2 separate regions of the Homo sapiens genome follow, and region 1 is linked to region 2. Evidence: chromatin loops called from intact Hi-C (ENCODE). Cell type or tissue: endothelial cell of umbilical vein. All regions are shown on one strand. Each heading gives the region's core, and the rest is flanking DNA. Links, peaks and the distances in the headings are about the cores only. Region 1 has its middle 40 kb from the start of MIR4510. Region 2 overlaps DPH6-DT (DPH6 divergent transcript).

Region 1 (4,407 bases), core at 144-4,143, 59 kb before region 2:
GGTGTTCATGTGTTTTTCCCTGGAATCATGCATACCTGTTTTCTAGAGAGACTATCATTATTCCTGAGGCCTCTGTTTATCCCTCAAATTATTCTAATAGCCAGAATTTCACCTAGGAAAGGAGGAGCAAATGCCACATCCAGGCATTTAAGAGAGCAAATACCGCATCCAGGCATTTATTTGGGAAAAGTAAAGCCTTTTCTTTCTGTTTATATCGCCCAGTATAGATCCTTATTACACAAAGTAGAATTGGGGAAATTATCTAAAAATAGAATGCATTTAAATGTCATGCTAATGGCACATGTATACATATGTAACAAACCTGCACGTTGTGCACATGTACCCTAGAACTTAAAGTATAATAAAACTATATAAATAAATAAATAAATAAATGTAATGCTAAGTAATATATAGCTGAGAAACACACGTTCACCCTACATTTCCTTATAATCTAGAATTCAAAATAAAAAAGGAAGTAAATTATAAAGAATTACTATCAATTGAAAGTAAATAAGACATCTTGAATATGGAAGACAATACAAAATTATAATTCAGTTTAAAGAAATTAAAAGATTGGATTCAGTCACATGTAGTAATTAAATCCCTAATGTGAGTATAGGAATATTGGAAGTTGAAATTGTATTGTGTTTTTTGCTGTAACAACAATCAAAATTCTTGTGGCCGTTTTAAGCTCAAATCCCTTTATTTTGGGTAAGGGAGCAATGCTGTTCACAGACCTCTCTAGAAGACATTTTGCTTCTAAATGCAATTTAGAGTGTTCATATAATCTGAGGCAAAGCAGGAAGTTTTTAAAGTCATTTTTGGGTAGGAGAAGAGTTTATTCCCATCTCCTTTTCTATCCATTTTAACCATTTCTAACTCTTAATTATAACCTGCTCTTAGTTATCCCAAAGACTTTTTTTTATATAAAGAGTACCATGTCTAGAATAACTGTTGACTTTCATTCTAATGGAGTTTTCAGCTTCTACTACACTAGCTATAGTTTAGGGAGTTATTTTAGAGGTATTTCTCTTATTATTCTCATATCAAAAAAGTATACTATAGACTTATATTAACGTAAGGATACTATAGATTTACAGCAATAAGCTTTCTTACAGTTTCACTAATTTCTCATGCAGACAGGCCTTTTTTTTTCTTGTTTTGAGATGGAGTCTTGCTCTATTGCCCAGGCTGGAGTGTAGTGGCATGATCTCAGGTCACTGCAACCTCCACCTCCCAGGTTCAAGTGATTCTCCTGCCTCAGCCTCCTGAGTATCTGGAATTACAGGCTTTCACCACCATGCCTGGCTAATTTTTGTATGTTCAGTTGAGATGGGTTTTCACCATGATGGCCAGGCTGGTCTTGAACTTCTTGACCTCAGGTGATCTGCCTGCCTTGGCCTCCAAAAGTGCTGGGATTATAGACGTGAGCCACTGTGCTTGGCCAGGATGACTTTTTTTCTTAATACTATGATTCCCCTATATTCTGGCAAGACCAAACTACACCATTTTAACCCAAAATGTTCTATTTCTCCTAACATTAGGAGATATATGATAGAATTCAATTTACAAACTTGGCTACATACATAACTACAACAAATAATATAATACCAAAAACATCAGTTACAAAAGCATAATATGAGTCATTTCCTGCTGAATGGAAGGTTTGGAAATCTGCCATATAATCTAATTTTTCTTGAACAGATCATCTGGGGGCTATCATCATGATTGTCACTAAATACTTTTACCAGAGACCCAAAGCTTATGCATTTAACAGAATGGTCTCTTCCAGAAGAACTGATTCTGCCTTTTATAAATTTACTTTCCAAAATGGATGAGAGAATAGGCACAAATACCATTTAATTCACAAATTATAATTTTGGGGTTTTTTTTCCAGAGCGTTGCTTTAAAAAATGTTTCTTTTTTTTTCATTTCCCAGTTTATATAATCAATAAGTTCTTTCTCTTTTAAAACAATACAATGTACATTGTTCCCGACTGCACATCATGACCAAAAAGAGAGTGAGATACATATAAAAATTTAGCAAAGCTATAGAAGCCATTGTTCATTTCAGTGATCACTTAATACTGAAGTTTCGTATTGGCTGATAGGCCGCCAAATTCTAGAAATTGTATGCAGGTAATGATGATAATAATGAGAAAGAGGAGAAGAAGGAGAATGAATGCACTTTGTATGAGTAGTTCACATATGTAATCATATTTAATATTTATACAAACTTTTTGAGGCAGATATTTTCTTCTTTTTACAAATGAGGAAACTGAGGCACAGCAAGTAACCTGTGTGAGGTCCCATAGTGAGTAGGTCCCATAGCCAGTCAGTAGCAGAACCAAGATCCTGAATCCTGGACTGTTTAATTCTAGACCTTTCATTCTCAATTTCTGCACTTATAAATTGAAGATATAAGAAATGCGCACATAGAAAAGTTCATGAACATGGCAGTAGAGTACTGTGGATCCATTAAAATACCAACTTCTAGAATAGAGAGATTACCCCAGGTCATGTTTTTTTTATGCCAATTGTGTAATGTGGGTATAACTGTAAAGGTGATTTATGAAAGATGAGAGTACAGTGAGCTGGCACTGTTACAACAGAATGTTTAAAGAAGGTGGAACTTGAGAATGAGCAAAATCTTTATCAGCTGAGATTGGAGTATAGGAGTTGGAGATGGTACACCAGAAATACACTGATTATGCACATGGGTAAAAATTGCACATATATATCTTTGGTGAAGGGATAGCTGTGAAACCATTTCAAATAGCATCCTAATCACTATTACATTATAATTTAATCCCAAATATTGCATGGGACATACTTGTATTAAGAAATATTTTTTATCGGAAATTGAAATTGGGGCATGTGCTACTTTTCTTTGCCAAATCTGGCAATCCTATATACACATTTACCTGATTTTTATTAACATCTAGCTGCTTCAGCCCTGCCCCCCACCCCACCACATACTGGAATATATATTCCATCAGCTCAGGAACCTCATCTATCTATCTTGTTCCCCCACCATATCCTCCATATGTAGAACAGTGCCTGGCCTTGGTATAATAGGTGCTCAATGGATGTTGTGAATGAAAAGGAAAAAGGTTTTGTATTAAGTATTTATTTGTTTAATTAAATTTCACAGTTACCATGTTTGATAGCAGAGGGACAGAAAAAGAAATTTAAGGTTGAATTGGATAATGAAGGATGGGGTGCAGGGAGGCAGTAGGTATGAAAATATAAACCTAGGTAAACTGGAAAGTAGAAAATGTAACAGCATAAACAGAGGGGCTTTTGAGAGATGGGTAAGGAAGAGGGGGCTAAGCCCTTACCTGGGAGGAGTGGGAGGGAAGAAAATAGAGTTTTATTAATGGAGATAGGAAAAAATGAGGGAAACAACACTGTTTTGTTGGTAATTTTAATGAAATAAGTAATGCAAACTCCTTAGAATTTTGGTTAAGGACTATAATTTTTAAAAGATATAGAGAGAGGCCCTTCTAACCTATTATGGATCTTGATGTGCATGAAAAATGACATGAGTAGCAACAGATGTTCTCCTTATAACTTTTTTTCCCCACAATACCAAGATGGATTAGAAATGTGCAAAACAAAAGATTCAAACTCACCCAAATTCTTCTAATTCTCTAACTGCAGTAACAGGGCTGTAACCAATTTTCCTTTTAAGTTTAAAAAGGGGGAAATAATTTTATCCAGATTAGTACTGCCATCTTTCAGCCCATGCAATATAATACTATAGAGTTACTCTTAAACTAAAAAGTCAAATTTAAGTTGCGGACACAATTAGGCTATTTAAACCATGGTTCTGATAGATGTATTTAGAAGTTTCACAACCAAGATAGAATAATGCAAATTTTCCCATATTCATTAATTTGAAAAGTCATATTTATTTAAACTATTGCTCTCGTGGTTTTTTCTTGTACATTTGGCATCTGCCACTCTTCGTCTATGGGAGAATCTAGCATAAGATGGCATCTGATTTAGCACAAAATGGTACATTACATAATTTTAAGCTTTATATGTCAACAATTTATGATGTTCGGTAAATGCCATCATGATTTCCAGATGCTTCACCACCTGAATCAGATTTAAATCATGGCAAAATCTTTGATACAGATGCTTGAGAAATAGAGAGGAGTACATATGTTCAAATATGTCATCTCAGCTCAAGCTCAAAGAATACCTTCTCTCCAGCCAGGCTGCCAGTTTGGAAATGCATTAGTTGTCACTTGTATGAGAGCTAAAAAAAAGTTGATCTCATGGAGGTAGAGAGTGAAGTGATAAGTTACCAGAGGCTGCGAAAGGTGTGTGGGTTGAAGGAGAGATGAAGAGAGGTTGGCCAATGGGTACAAACATACAGTTAAATAAAAGTTATAAGTT
Region 2 (4,407 bases), core at 276-4,275:
CTCTAAGTCACTGTGAAGTACTAGGAAAAGCTGGATTTGGATATTGTTTTCTATCCATTTTTTTCTACAATTAAAATTCTGGTACAAAATCATTTTTCAATTTAATATTTCTTTGCTCCCAGCATCCTCCAACGTGTGCATAGATATTCACTGTCCCACTGCATTTGAGATTATTAATTTGACGGGGGAGGGCTCCCATTAATATTGTTCTTCTTTAGCAGAGGTCAACTCTCCTCAGAATCTCCTTCATCGTAGCTTGACCAGGGACGAAATTTATGAATTTTGAAAGTATTGTCAGTCAGCATTGAATGCATTTACCCATTTAAAATGAGTTTTGTTTCTACGCACTTTGCTGTCATCCATGGTAATTGGAAAGTCAGTTTGAGATATCTTCTAATGTGCTTTTTAAAATTGACCAAGGCTGCAGAAGCAGCTTCTTAAACTAAATATAATTAATTTCTAACTGTCCAACCTGATCACTGTAGGCTGACAGTCCCTCAGTATTCCTTATTTTTAATGTCTGTTTTTTTTTTCAATAGAGTACACTGTCCTTTCATCTCCCTCTCTCCTCCTGCAAATTGGCACTTTCTGTCTTCTAGGAGGCTCATTACCATCCAGTGATTTTTCTCCACTTCACAGTAAAAGGCACTAAACTGGGGCATCCACAGGAAAACACACCCACCTAACTATATAGCACATTCTCTTTTCTTTCCCCAAATCTTCCTCCATGTGATCTTTATGGTTTCGATAGCCCTCAAGTGTCAACAGAGACCTGAAACTCTTCAACCGTTGGCTGCCTACCTCATTCACCCTCCATTCCTCCCAGGCAGCAGCCTAAGTAGAATGGAATGTCGAAGCACCTGATTGGCTCAGGGATGGAGCATCCATTCTCCAGGAATGCCCTGTAGATACCAATTGAAACTGCATCATCCATAAAAGTAATCCATAGACCCATTTGCTTTTCATTTTTTGGCTTATGATAGCAATAATGACTATAACACAGGGCCCAGGAATTGATGACCAGCTGGGGTTAATGGCCCTTGGCTGCACTGTGGGCTATCAACTCCCCCAGCTGGTCATTAATCCCCAGGAAATGCCCCATACCTTGATCGTTATTACTTAATTAATGCCTCTTTCATTTTCAGCCTAAGTGGTCAGAGCACAGTAACCCTAACAGCAGCTTGCAGTTGGAACTGTGTATTTCCTCTCAAATACTGGAATTCCCTATGGCTGCATACATATTTTAAATTTTTCCTAGAATAGTTGAGTATGTTTGCCTCGGGCTTTTTTTTTTTTTCCTTATAAAAGGTTGGGGGTTGGTAGTTGTGAGGGTTTATTTTTCAAGTGACAATTTGCTACTTGCATATCAGAACTACAAGGTCAAAAGGAAACGAGAATGTGCTCATCTTGCCTTTTGTTTTTAGGTTGTCTGAATTGCTTTTTCTTCAAGAGATCTAAATGCAGAAATAAACAGGAAAAACGAAGGGGGGGCTCCCCTTCTGCTGTTACTTAGAACGGACTTCACAGTCCTTGAAATGGCATAATAACAGAATTTATTTGGCTGTTGTAAAACTTCAAGTGCTTTCATAACTAGTTAAATAACACCCAGGATAAATATTCTCATAGTATTAGCATTATTATGTATCATATTTTCAGAGATTACTATAAACTATCATCAAAGAATAAGTTACCACTCTGTCAAAGGAGATAGATTTTGTTCAGTTTAGTGGTGACTAGCAAATGTGAGTAAAGGAAAAATATGGGAAGTTTTGTCTTAACACACAATTACTACAAGGAACAAGCCATATGCTGCTTTGGGTCAGTTGGGTTTATACACAAAGAACTGCCTGTTTATGAGCCAGGTATCAACCCCAAGTGATCTTAACTTCTTCTGTCTCAAGGAAATGTCTACATTTTTTCTCAGCAGAAGCATAAAAGAAATGCAATCCTCTCCTCTTTGTATTCTGAGAGGAACTGATGTTATCTGGAGAAATATGTTTCTAAGAGATTAGCAGTGATTCATGACCATCAGAGGCTCAAGCGTGTAGAACAACTTAGAGGAGATCATTTGGGAAGATCCAAACTGTAATGCTTTATCTTAAAGTTTACTTTCAGAATCACACATCTCCAGGATGGATGTTTTAAGTAGGAATGGACTCTCACCAATGGAATCATTGAATCTTAGGGCTGGACAAAGCAGTTTGCAGCAGTCATTTAGCTCCCTGACTTAACTTCATACAGGATTAAGCATACGGATCTAACCCCAGTAGATAAAAATCTATCGTGAATTTAGTTGTATGACCACTTCCCTAAATGTATCCTAAAGATAAGCAGTTGTAACTGATGGATAATTTTTCCATGTAGACAAGCTTGAGTTCATTGTCTCTTCTGTTTTCAGGGCAGATGGAAATTCCTTGCCTAGCCTAGATTTTTATAAAATTGTCCTCTCCTCTAGACTTCTAAAGAAACAAAGTACCAACTTCTTTATCTTTTCTTCTGAAGTCTTTTATAAATTATAGATTCAAGGGAAGGGGTATATGTGCAGGTTTGTTACATGGGTATAATGCATAATGCTAGGGCTTGAGCTTCTAGAGAGCCCATCACCCACATAGTGAACATAGAACTCAGTAGGTAGTTTTCCCACCCTCTTGCCCTCCCCACTTCTGGAGTAGCCCTCCCCTACTGTCTGTTGTCTCCATCTTTATGTCCATGTATAGTCAGTGTTTGGCTCCCGCTTATAAGTAAGAATGTGCAGTATTTGATTTTCTGTTTCTGAGTTATTTCACTTAGGATAATGGCCTCCAGCTGTATCCATGTAGCTGCTAATGACATAATTTCATTCTTTTTATGGACATGTAGTATTCCGTGGTGTATGTAGATACACACACACACACACACACACACACACACCACATTCTCTTTATCCAACCCACTGTTGAGGAACACAGGCTGATTCCATGACTTTGCTATTGTGAACAGTGCTGTGATAAACATGTGAGTATATGAGTACGGGTGTCTTTTTGATAAAATGATTTCTTTTCCTTCGGGTAGATAGATACCAAGTAGTTGGAGTCCTGCATTGAATGGCAGTTCTATTTTTAATTCCTTGAGGAATCTCCATACAGTTTTCCTAAAGTCTTATTTTCCTACAATTTTTCATCTTTGTGTCACTAGTTTCTTACAGTTTCCTAAGATCTGCTTTTGGTTGTGTGTTTGCAGATTGTGTGTAGATCAAGCTTTAGGATCTGAATAATGCAAGATGTTAATTGAGAATTGCCTCATGGCCCATGGTGTCTGTACTGAATCAGAAAATATTAGAGTCTAGGTCCTTCTCTGTTGAAAACCTGTCATATGCTTGAATGGCTCCAAGATGGGTTCCCTGTGTCATTTTTTCCGGCCTCTCTATTCTACAAGCACAAAGAGTGTTTACTGTAACTGCACATTGTACCACACATGGAGCATACAGAGCTTCAAACAAAAAAAGGCGGAGTCTATGCCAGCAAGGAATTCACAAATTAGTTTAGAAGACACACAGATAAACAGACCCGAACAGATAGTTCAGATCAACAGAGCTGTTGCTCTAATAGATAGGAAGTTCAGAGGATCATAGAGAGGCATTGGAGGGGCACCTAGCTCAACTGGGAGATTTAGGAACCATTCCCCAAAGAGGTAATATCAGAACTGAATTGTAAAGAGAGAAAGAGAGTTCATGAAAAGGGAAAAGAAGTGTGTTCCAGGTAGAAGGAGCAGCATTTATAAGGGCACAGAAATATGAAAACAGGTAGTCCTGGAAAATGGTCCACAGGTTGACATTTCTATTGCTTCTATGTCGTCTGCTACTCACTTAAAAAACTTCTAAGTTATTTCTTGCTGAGTCTCCCCAACCCTGATCCTCTTCCTCTCTCTGGATACTATTTTCCACCTGCCACGCTATGCATCCTCCCACTTCTGCAAGTTCCTTGGGCAGGTCTGGTTTCCAGGGCCACCTCTGTACCTATCTGATCAGCATGATAAACTCTGCACTTCTGTTCAGAAACCTCTTCTCCCTCACCCTGGACATGTTAGGCGATGTTAGTTCAACAGTTACACATCCCACACTTGCAGCTTATTGTAAGCTATTTTGTATCGTTGATTTGAGGTCAAATTATTCTGTCCCGTATGCAGTCATACACAAAGGGTACTTTTTAAAAACATCTAATAAACTTTATCTTAGAATAATTTGGAACTACAGAAAAAAGCAAGCATGTTATAGAGCTTCCATATACTTCATACCCAAATTATTATAGAACTTTGGCACAACTAATATGAATAGTAATACATTATTAATAACTAAAGTCTATTCTTCATTTAGACATCCTTGCTTTTTCCAAATGTTCTCTTATGGCTCTAGAATCCCATCCAGGACAC

Evidence for each region. Hi-C counts contacts between places; a loop is a spot of excess contacts. Peaks named below come from ENCODE experiments on the same cell type or tissue, not always from the same donor. Only the 100,000 strongest peaks of a DNase experiment are listed, where the experiment ranks them.
Region 1: it touches region 2 in a loop (4-fold over the local background); 1 of 110 quality-filtered maps calls a loop at or near these places.

What each region holds. Positions count from the first base shown.
Region 1 is chr15:35,884,240-35,888,646 of GRCh38, reverse strand. No RefSeq gene overlaps it. Among named protein-coding and RNA genes, the nearest start is that of MIR4510, 40 kb to the left of the region's middle. In endothelial cell of umbilical vein, for the core only: no CTCF peak of the experiment used is centred there; a DNase peak (open chromatin) is centred at 1,646.
Region 2 is chr15:35,824,934-35,829,340 of GRCh38, reverse strand. All of the region lies in intron 2 of DPH6-DT (DPH6 divergent transcript), which reads right to left. Among named protein-coding and RNA genes, the nearest start is that of MIR4510, 100 kb to the left of the region's middle. In endothelial cell of umbilical vein, for the core only: no CTCF peak of the experiment used is centred there; a DNase peak (open chromatin) is centred at 2,030; H3K27ac peaks cover 422 bases.